Regions from separate parts of the Homo sapiens genome. Here regions 2 and 3 are each linked to region 1. The links are chromatin contacts, found by Hi-C or POLR2A ChIA-PET in ENCODE. All regions are on one chromosome and are shown on one strand. Each heading gives the region's core, a stretch centred on a gene start or an enhancer-like site at or near the end of the contact. The rest is flanking DNA. Distances are from core to core; before and after follow the strand shown.

Region 1 (3,289 bases), core at 545-3,044:
ACCAGGCTACATGGCAAAGGGTAGGTGTAAAGAGTCGGGACCAATAATGCAATTAATTGACCACACCCACAGGACAGTGTCAAGCCTTGGAAACCTTTCTTTCTTTCAAAAAAAAAAAAAAAAATCACCGAACTGTACCAAACTCATGTGCGAATATATTTTTTACATCCCAGTAACTCATTTGAGACTTTTAAACACATAGAACAAAGATCATGCCCTCCCTTCCTTCCCAGATATCATCACTGCAGGAATCTGGCCCATATAAAAGCATTCCTATTTTAGGACAAAACTAAACAAAGGCCCAAAGACATATGAATATCTAAAATTGAAAAAGTTTATTTATCTTTGAATATATCACAAGTATACTCAACTGGCAATATTTTTTTTAATTAGGTAAAATGTACAAGGTGTATCTTCCCACAAATTAATGAAACTGATTTTGAACAAACAAAATTGACACACAGATACATTTTCTAAGTGATGCACTTTTCCAATGATGTCAGCATTACTCAAAACATTTTTTAGAATATAAACATATAATTGATTTTATAATTGCTGTCAGAAACAAAGGCACATTCTTTTACTGTCCCAGAACATTCAAGATGCTTTCAATTTATTACAAGTACCAAAAGCAGCCACAACTCAAATGGCTCAAGCAGTTAAAGGAATTATTCTTTCCCATAAAAGCGGTCCTGAGGTAGGGCTACAGTGGCTGAACTTCTGCTATGATAAGTATTCAGGGGTTTCCCAGGACACAGCATCAATGCTAAAACTGGCAAAATCCCAATGGACTGATCCCTTCAATGGATGACAGGACCCTCTATGGCTGAAAGACTCTAAAGTTCTTAGTTCTTAGCTGTGACAGGACAGAGAACCGACATGTCCCACCTGCAGCCACACCCATCCCCTTATTATTACTAGATCTTATCAAAAGCTGACTTGAAGAGGAAAAAAGGCCAAAAGACTTCTTTTCTTCACCTAACCGCCGATGCCCTCCTTTTGGTTTTATGGTTCCAACCTGACAGCTACTCTGGGCTACAAAGAGCCCCTTCTTGACAGATGACTGCCAGCTGCAGGCTAGATCAGACTGGTCTCTGGAGATTGCACAGATCGTGAACTTGTGCCCTATGTTTCACCTTTTTGCATTTACAGCCTAATTATAATACATTTAAATGTTAAATCTTCACCCCAGAGTGAACACAGGTCATCCGCTTTTGGATATTCTTCATATGTAAGCCCAGTGCGTGTCTCTAACGAGTTTCCTCCATGAATTTTCATAGGCTTCTCCTGTATGCTACAGAATACGTATATCCTACCTCTCCACCTAGCATAAATACCTACCTTTTCTCCTTCAAAGTATGCTTTATGGCCTCAGGTAGAGGCCTGCTTCCTGCCTGCAAGTTGTAACCTCTTAGAAATAGTTATATTTTGTTTATTTTGATTCTTTTCAGTCGACACATGCAAACAGGAACGAGTTGGCTACTTGAGGGTTGGTTCCTTGTGCATCTCAGTGAGTCTTGAAAAACCCCAGATCCGTCCTTCCTTCCTGCCGCATGTCATCCTAAGGCCAGTGTCTGTCAGGGAGGCAAGGCAGCAGCAGTACTTTTGGGAAACATCCAGAATAACATTAAAAAGCCCCTTTTTCCCCACACGTGTCTTTTATCCAGAGGGTCTGTTTTCCACAAGTTCTTCAGTGATTTCTCCCCAGTCTCATTGGCTGGGATTGGCTTTCACGCCTCTTAACAGGATTGACCATGGTTCATCAAGGGTCAACTTGAAAGCTGAACCCTGCCAACTTTCCCTGAATCTCCTGACTATGGTGGAGGAGTGTGGATCCTGGAACTAAACTGAGGTGATAGGGAGGAAAAGAGAGAAATCAACAGTAAACGCTGCACATCCTCTGTCTGGTAAATGTGCATCACTGATTGTATCCAATCTAGATTCAACCAGAGAGACGGAAGCATTAAGAATGACATAGAATATGGAATTTGCTATAGGGATTTGAGCTTCTACATTTGCGGGAAGGAGCGAGTTGAACACTTAGGAACAGCTGTTGCTGCCGTGTCTGGTGGGGGGCCTGAGAGTGGCAGGACAAGCAGCCTGCCCCAGAAGTGGAAGAAACTGAAAGTGGAGTCCTGAGAGCTGAATCTGCCGCAGGCCCGCGGGCCGCCCGGGAATTAGGAAAGTTAGAGGGGATCCACGCCCACAAGGTAAGCCAGCAGATGGGGACAATTCCCCGGGCTGCGACAGTCCCTAATGTCGGGCACCTACCTTTCAAGCCTACGAGACGACAACACTGCGTCACTTCCGCCTCACGAAGCCCGCATCAGGTCACGTGGCGTGTGCTAACCCCGGAAACCTACAGGCAAGGAATTCTGGGAAACGTAGTTCCCGCTTAGCTAGGTTGACATGGTACAAAGCCACATTACCACGCTAAGTGTGGCTTTGATTTTTAGAAACCGCCTCATGCTAAGTCTAGGGAATACAGTGGTTGAATGGGGTGAGCGCTGACCTTTAGCTATTCTGGAGGAACATGTCACTTTCACTTATTTTCTTTCATGTTTTCCCACCCAGTGCTATGGACTCTGATCGCCCAACCAGAGCAAACCCAGAAGGACAACTCTCCAAGCCTTTCAATCACTCCCACTAACCCGTATTGTGGACACACTATTGTGAGGCCTACTAAGGATGTACTGCTGATGACCTTTTGAAGGTAAGTCAAATGCAGTTAATCCTAAGAGGTTGGTTAGCCCCCTGCATCTTACTGAACACAGTAAATCAAAAGCGCTGTGCCCTTGAGACAAATATGATAAATTCCCTCTGCAGTTTTGAAATGTTTATCAATGCTAAACAAGGTAGGGGGATGTGGGGAGCATGAAAACAGAAAGACAAGGTCTGACAGACACATGGGAGAGATGTCTGTTTCAGAGGCTTAGTTCAAGTGGTTACTGTATTTAGGCTATTTAATTTAAAGGTGGTTACTGTATTTACATACACATCAGAGAAGTCCAAAATTTTAAAGTAAAGATCAGTTTGCAAAGATCTTGTCAAATTATTCGTTTTAAAATGAGGACCCTTATAACAACACAGGTACTTGAAAATATTTTGCTAATGAAAGAAGCTGGACACAAAAGATTACACCATGTACAATTTCATTTATATGAAGTTCTAAAACAGGCAAAACTAATCTATGGTGGGAAAAAAATCAGAATAGAGTTCACCTTGGGAGTTGGGGGTAGACTTAACTGGAAAGGGGCCTAAGGACACCTTCAGGGATAATGAGTGTATG
Region 2 (3,391 bases), core at 543-3,042, 280 kb before region 1:
GAATCCTTCCTCGTGCTTGGGCCTTGGAGCTCAGTGTGTGTCTCCAATGCCTGCACATAAACAAAAGATTTTAAATATATATGGATAGCACAGTGATTGTGAAGACCAAGACAAAATTTGAGTCACTCCAATCCCATGTGACCACTTGGAGCTTTTGTGTTTAAGATTTAAAACAGCAAAACTGAATGCAAAGGACAAGGCATACTGATTTTGCTTAATAAGTGAAAATTTTAATTCATACATAAAGTGTTTCACCAAACTTGAATAATACTATTAAAATTGCATTTTAATTCTTTTTGGCCGGGCGCAGTGGCTCACACCTGTAATCCCAGCACTTGGGAGGCCAAGGCAGGCAGATCACAAGGTCAGGAGATCAAGACCATCCTGGCTAACATGGTGAAGCCCCATCTCTACTAAAAGTACAAAAAATTAGCCGTGTGTGGTGGCGGGCACCTGTAGTCCCAGCTACTTGGGAGGCTGAGGCAGGAGAATGGCTTGAACCCGGGAGGCGGAGCTTGCAGTGAGCCGAGATAGCACCACTGCACTCCAGCCTGGGTGACAGAAAGAGACTCCATCTCAAAAAAAAAATTCTTCATAACTAATGAACACATAAAGAAATTTGTTATTTTTTGTATTACTATGCAGTTAGTATTGAATCATTTTGTTCTATAGAGGAGGACGTGTTGAAATAATCTCTGGGTGTCAAATAGGCACTCCTGCTGCTAGGAAATAGGTACTGCCATAGTATCAGCATTTTACAGATGAGGAAACTCAGGCATAGTGGGCTGACGTGGCCTTTCCCAGTGGCAGAGCAGGGAAGTGGCAGAGCAAAGATTCAAAGCCAGGCAATCAGTAGCCATCACCTTTCCCTGACATGACATGAATATGCTTCCATTTGGTAGTGTGGTTGATTGAAAGCTGGGGCACTCACTTATAATTTATTCATAGCTACTTTTATTTATAGCTGTGTTATTTGTTGTGCCAACTCGCACATGCTTAAGTTAACATAATCAAAATACATCATTCGGACCTATAGCCCAGTGATTCTACTCTTAGCATGCACCCAAGAGAAAGAGTCCATGCTATACAAAAGGATATACAAGAGTGTTCATAGTAGCACAGAAGCCAGACACAAAAGGGTATATATGGCATGATTCCATTCATACGATGACAAAAACAGGAAAAACTAACTGATGAAAATAGAGGTCAGAATGGTAGTTGCCTGCGGAGTTATTGACTGAAAGAGGAAAATAAGGAACCTTCTGGAATACTAGTAGGATTCCAAATCTTGATCTGGGTGCTATTTATACAGGTGTAGAAGGACCGTACACTCCTAAGTGCATTTTAGGCATTTTATGCATGTTACGTCTCAATAGAAAGAGTAAAGAATAAAATAAAAAAATCCTTCCAGGCATTGCAAAGGAGAAATCCTGGACCGAGAAAACAGTTGACATTTCTGGTCCCTCTCTTATACCTGGGCTTGGTGTACCACGTAAGCAACTCCCATGAAGACATGGCACCAGGCTCGCCGGGGCCTGTTTCCAACCTCCTAGAAGGAAGCTGGGCTGGGGAGGGTACCCAGGCAGGCAGGGAATCCCACTGCTGAGAGTCAACCAGCCCTTCCTTTGACCTTGGACAATGGAGAATGGAAGAAGTGCCCGGGCTTGAAGGGCAGAGCAGGACAGGGTAGGAGATACTTTCTATACTCTTAGCCATGCCAGTTGTCACAGTCCAACAGTTGGTGACACCACCCCCAGTTCCCACGCTGCAGGAAGGTGAGTCCTGCTCAAAAGGCAGCATTTGCCAACAGCTGACAGGAAGGAACTGCTCAGGATCCAGCCAGTGCTGCAAGGTGCCACTCAGCCCTGAGGGCAGAGCTGCTGACAGACACGGAGACCTGTCTGAGGGCTTCCGAGTTGGGCAACTGTGGGAGGGGACAGGAAGTGCAGGGGGATGTGGAGTTAACACAAAGGACAAAGTGACCACAACAGGACGCTTCCAGCACGTGATATTGCTACAAAGAATCATGGCTCATCTTTCATGTTCTGCTCTCTTCAGAATCTTGGTGTATTTCATTTTTTTCTTGCCCCAACCTGACCACATAACACCATTTTCTACTTGAAATAGCTTTCCGGGGGAATTTTTTTTAGCAATCAATCATACTAAAATTTTCTATCTACACTTTCCACATCTCTCTCACTTCCTCTAAAAATATGAAGTGATTTCCAATGGAGGAACACATTTCTGACTGTAGAAATAAACTTAAGGTTTTTCTCAAATATTCCCATTGCCCTGCACCCTACACAGACCACAACCAAGTAGTCTAACTCCACGCTCTTAACCAACAAACATTCCGCTTCTCCCAGGATCTAGGCAATGGCCAGCACTTGGTGACTGAGCAACGAATGGTTGGAAATAAGCAGTTTTCAATGTCGTGCATTGCTTGGACATTTTTCTAAAATATCTAGGATATAATTCCAAAGTAATGTAGCAAGTTGTTCATGCCAGTAATTCCATGGGAAGTTTAAAGGGTCACCTTAGTTGTGAGGTCTCACATAAATAAGACTACAGGACTTTTAACCTTTTCTCTGACTCTTTGAAGCTCACTCTGAGAAGCCTCAGATCTCCACTTCCTCCTGACTCAAATGCCAACAAGCCCCCCACATCATGCAGGTGCTCCAGGAATCTCTGCCAGTTAGTCCCTGGTGGTAAACTTGGGCTCACTCCACTGCAGATAGAAATCCCTTCTGGAGAAGGAAAACAAAGATTCAGAATTTTCTTATTCATGATGGAACAACCATGCTTAGAGGTTAATAAACATAAAAGGATGAGAAAATTGAGAAGGAGATAAAGGCGTATGGCTATTTCTCAAAGCCCAAAGCTGTTCAATTAGCTACTCAACCACAATTGCCCAAGGACGAACAAACTGCCACAGTCTGAAGCTCTGGCTCATAATATGAAGTAGATTTTCCTCATCATCTCCATTATCTAAGGAAAATCCAATCATTTTATAATTAGATCAAGTTGAGGGTAGGGCAACCTACCCATGAGAAACCACCTATTCCATTTTCTTGGGAACCCCCTGGTGCATTCTTATGCTGCTAAAAGATGTTCATTACTGTAAAAGAAGACATTTTACAGCTCAAAAGGCAATGTTCCCCAGAGCACAGGCACCACAGTAATTTGACAGAGGTCTCACGCTGTCACAATTAGCATGACTGAGTGATTTTCCAATTTGCAGAATGCCTTGGGAAGAGAAAAAAAAAACCACCCCCAAGAACACCACTCAGAAATAATCACAAGGAGCCCTCTTCCCATCCCTGCCTCCCTTTTAGGTCTCAGCTCTCTAGAGCCTGGTCTCACACTCCCGGTGCCATCCCTCTGGGGATGT
Region 3 (3,313 bases), core at 259-2,758, 300 kb after region 1:
TTAGTAGAGATGGGGTTTTGCCATGTTGGCCAGGCTGATCTTGAACTCCTGACCTCAGGTGATCTGCCTGCCTCGGACTCCTAAAGTGCTGGGATTACAGGTGTAAGCCACCGCGCCCAGCCAATGAGGGATACATTTCTAATCATTGCTTCTTTTACTTCAAACCATGGTAAAAGGACCTAACAAATGATGCCTTTCTAGAAGAGTGAAGGCCTACTGGCAATGTTTTCTTTAACCCATGATGTGGGTTAGAGGAGTGAACCAATGTTTTGTTTTTGACTGATTATGAAGCAATGCATGTACCATTAAAGTTTCTTACCTACTTCGGGCCTTCATCTTTTATCTATCAAAGTCTAAGTTTATCCATGTATAAGGCTGGCTGCAAACTCCTTCACAAATAAAAGTATACCCCATAAGTGCACATAACAGACCCCTTTTCCACTTCTATTGTTTGTAGAGGCATAAGGAAGACAAAAAATATTGAAAGATAAGAGTTTCATGGTAGTAGAAGTCTTAATCTGTGAACTTGGGAAAAGCTGTTCACATCAAGGATGCCATTTTCTTCTTGGGAGAAATTTCCCAGGGTAGCTTTACCTCAAAAGTTCCAATGGGTGCACTGTTCCAAAAGTGTGGAGGGACCGTTCTCATTTGCGAGACCATGAACCCAAAGCCCAAGGTCCTGAAGTTTTGTTGTAGTGTGGATGACAAGGACAGTCTTCTCCAATGTTTCCAGAAAATTCAAACCATAAAAAGCTTTCTTTACCGGGGGAAAATACACTGTAGCATAATAATCTACTGTTATAACATCAGCCCTCTTGCATGGGAAAGCTTTTATACAACCAGAATGACAAATTGGAATTCAAATAACAATTGAATGAAATCCCCTTACAAAATGTTTAAATGGCCCACCCGGTGACCAAATGTACATGAAGCTTTGTTTGTCTTCCCAGGAATATGGGACTAAGCATTGGTTATAAACTATTTTAAACAATTTCAGTATCAGCTGGTTTAATATGAAAATCTGACGAAGTATTTTCTTGGTATTTAATTAAATTTTTGCTTGTTTTACTTGGGTTAGTAGCTTTATGCAAGGAAATTTCATTCAAAGCAATGAAAAACAACAACCAGGGCTGATACTGACTACTAAAAACTGTTTTAAACTCAGAAGGAAAAATAATATGGATTTCAGGCGTTCCCAGGTTATAAATGGGTTTTCTGCATGTTTGAAACCAAAAACAAACTTTCCTATAGAAATATCAGTAAATCTAGCAAAGAAATAACACACCCCAACCGTGTCATAGCCTGTCTTAAATAAGGGAAAAACATGAGAGCACTAGTAAGAGGCAAGTAAAGGGTGCTTTGCTTTACAATTGATGGAAGCTCGCAGGCTTTGTTCTTGGCTGCCCCACGCAGCCAGCGGAAGGCAGGCCAAGGAGGAAAGAGCCCGGCCTCCCAGGTCCCCGCAACTACAACTCCCAGGATGCCGCGGCGCAGGCTCCCTGCGGGAGCAGGCTGGGCTCAGCTCCGCTGGACCCGCGCTGGGGAACTCTGGCCTCGCTGCACTCATGGCTTCTCCTAGCAAGGCAGTGATTGTTCCCGGGAACGGAGGCGGGGATGTGACCACCCACGGCTGGTATGGCTGGGTGAAAAAGGAGCTGGAGAAGGTAAGCGCCCAACGCCGCTGCTCCGTGAAGTCAGCCTGGAGGGAGGGACGGCGGGAGAGGACTGAGGGCTGAAGTTTGAATAGGCGTCTAATCCCCTCTAGCAAAGCCCTGTGTGTTTTCCTGCCTCTCCCCCGCTGCCTTCTCTTAAAGTCTGAGCTAGTGGTCGAATTTTGACTGGTAAAACTGCCTGGAAGACTTCTCTGAGGGCTCAGCCTTTAGAGTTAAAGGAACCCCTTTGAACTACCGAGGCTGAGCCCCTGAGCCCCGCCCCCCGTATCTGCTGCTGGTTCAGATTTGGGACTTCCCAGATAATTTTACATGTTCACTGCTTCCCGCTTCAGCTTTTAAAAAATTAAATATGCTATACTTAATATATACAAAGGATATACGTAACATGCGTCTACATTATGAGGCATAATGTAATGAATTACCAAACTAAAACCTGGGACATTGCCTATACATCATCTTCCAAACGACCCTTATGTCTACCCATCTCAGTCCCGTGCCATCCTGAATTTTTTCATCTGCTTCTCTTTTTAAAATTGAAGTACTTTTCAACCTATGAATATACCTTTTAAACAACAGACTGTTCTATTTGGCTTCTTGGTGAGCTTTATAAAAGTGGCATCTTACTGTAGGCTGACCTGTGCCGTTTGATTTTTATTTTTTAACCCTCTTCTGTAACCAGGCGGTAAGTCGGCTCCCTGGGTTGCTGTCCTCTAGAGCGGGTCTCCAGAATAGATTGCAGCGCTGTGGCTGAAAACCCTGGTCAGAGTTACAACCCCAAAGGTCAGGGCTGGAGCTTCTGAGAGTATGCTGTCTCCAAATTTCTGTATCACGTTCCTGTGCCACGTTTTACCTACTCCCTGGAACACAGTCTATTTGGCTCCAGGTCAGTCTGTCTAGAACACATTTGTTCATGCCTCTCTATAGATGCAGGCCTGTAGAGGCAAATATGGGTGTACAAATGCAGATATAGGTCTCTCTATAGAGATCAGCAGAGCTGCCTAGATACAGAACTACAGATGGAGTTCATGCGAAAAGATGGTCACTTAACCTACTTCATTTCATAACACAAGTTAATACTGAATTGGTAACGATCATATCAGGTGCCTCATTTCTTATTAGCAAAGTATTAGTTGTAATTAAGCTCTTTATTATAGCTTTTTCTCCCCCCTCATATCATAGATACCTGGTTTCCAGTGTTTGGCTAAAAACATGCCCGACCCAAGTAAGTTTTAAACTTGTTTTTAAATAGCCTCATCTTGTTGGGTTTTGATATTACCATTTTTGTGGTAGAGAACAAGAATATCATAGTGGAGGAACCAAAGATGCCTATATACCTAAGAAAGAATAAGGCAAGCAGCTTGGGGAGGAGGGTGTGAACCAAAAGCCATAGAAAATTCTTTTTTTTTTTTTTTTTTCAATTCTGTGAATTTGTCATTTTTATTTATTTATTTATTTATTTATTTATTTATTTATTTATTGATCATTCTTGGGTGTTTCTCGCAGAGGGGGATTTGGCAGGGTCACAGGACAATAGTGGAGGGAAGGTCAGCAGATAAACAAGTGAACAACGGTCTCTGGTTTTCCTAGGCAGAGGACCCTGCGGCCTTCCGCAGTGTTTGCGTCCCTGGGTACTTGAGATT

The links. Hi-C counts contacts between places; a loop is a spot of excess contacts on that map. ChIA-PET counts read pairs that join two places held with the same protein, here RNA polymerase II (POLR2A). Pooled maps may share reads with other maps.
Region 2: a loop to region 1 is called in a map of GM12878, with 2.3 times the contacts of the local background. The contact joins the enhancer-like site here to the promoter of LINC00652 in region 1. A Hi-C loop is called at or near these places in 1 of 168 maps with a recorded cell type or tissue (GM12878), 11 of 37 single-sample maps with no recorded cell type and 7 of 50 pooled maps. POLR2A ChIA-PET finds 5 or more read pairs at or near these places in 1 of 52 experiments (GM12878).
Region 3: a loop to region 1 is called in a map of B cell, with 26 times the contacts of the local background. The contact joins the promoter of RBBP9 here to the promoter of LINC00652 in region 1. A Hi-C loop is called at or near these places in 13 of 168 maps with a recorded cell type or tissue (B cell, CD4-positive, alpha-beta T cell, CD4-positive, alpha-beta memory T cell and 7 more), 7 of 37 single-sample maps with no recorded cell type and 27 of 50 pooled maps. POLR2A ChIA-PET finds 5 or more read pairs at or near these places in 12 of 52 experiments (CD4-positive, alpha-beta T cell, CD4-positive, alpha-beta memory T cell, CD8-positive, alpha-beta T cell and 8 more).

The regions. Positions count from the first base shown.
Region 1 is chr20:18,793,089-18,796,377 of GRCh38, reverse strand. LINC00652 (long intergenic non-protein coding RNA 652) reads left to right here and starts at 1,794. Exons shown (of 4, transcript NR_026883.1): 1 at 1,794-2,210; 2 at 2,575-2,713. LCDR (lysosome cell death regulator) reads right to left here and starts at 2,329. Exons shown (of 1, transcript NR_026885.1): 1 at 313-2,329. RefSeq lists an enhancer at 2,114-2,653.
Region 2 is chr20:19,073,797-19,077,187 of GRCh38, reverse strand. No RefSeq gene overlaps it. Among named protein-coding and RNA genes, the nearest start is that of SLC24A3, 140 kb to the left of the region's middle. Within about 2 kb of position 1,792, at least 4 of the 41 ENCODE cell types and tissues checked have a DNase peak (open chromatin) inside an H3K27ac peak, as active enhancers do; they include GM12878, where a contact is called at or near this core.
Region 3 is chr20:18,495,420-18,498,732 of GRCh38, reverse strand. RBBP9 (RB binding protein 9, serine hydrolase) reads left to right here and starts at 1,508. Exons shown (of 5, transcript NM_006606.3): 1 at 1,508-1,664; 2 at 2,853-2,895. The coding sequence starts at 1,566. RefSeq lists enhancers at 1,346-1,405, 1,506-1,555, 1,159-1,723, 1,576-1,735, 1,906-1,955.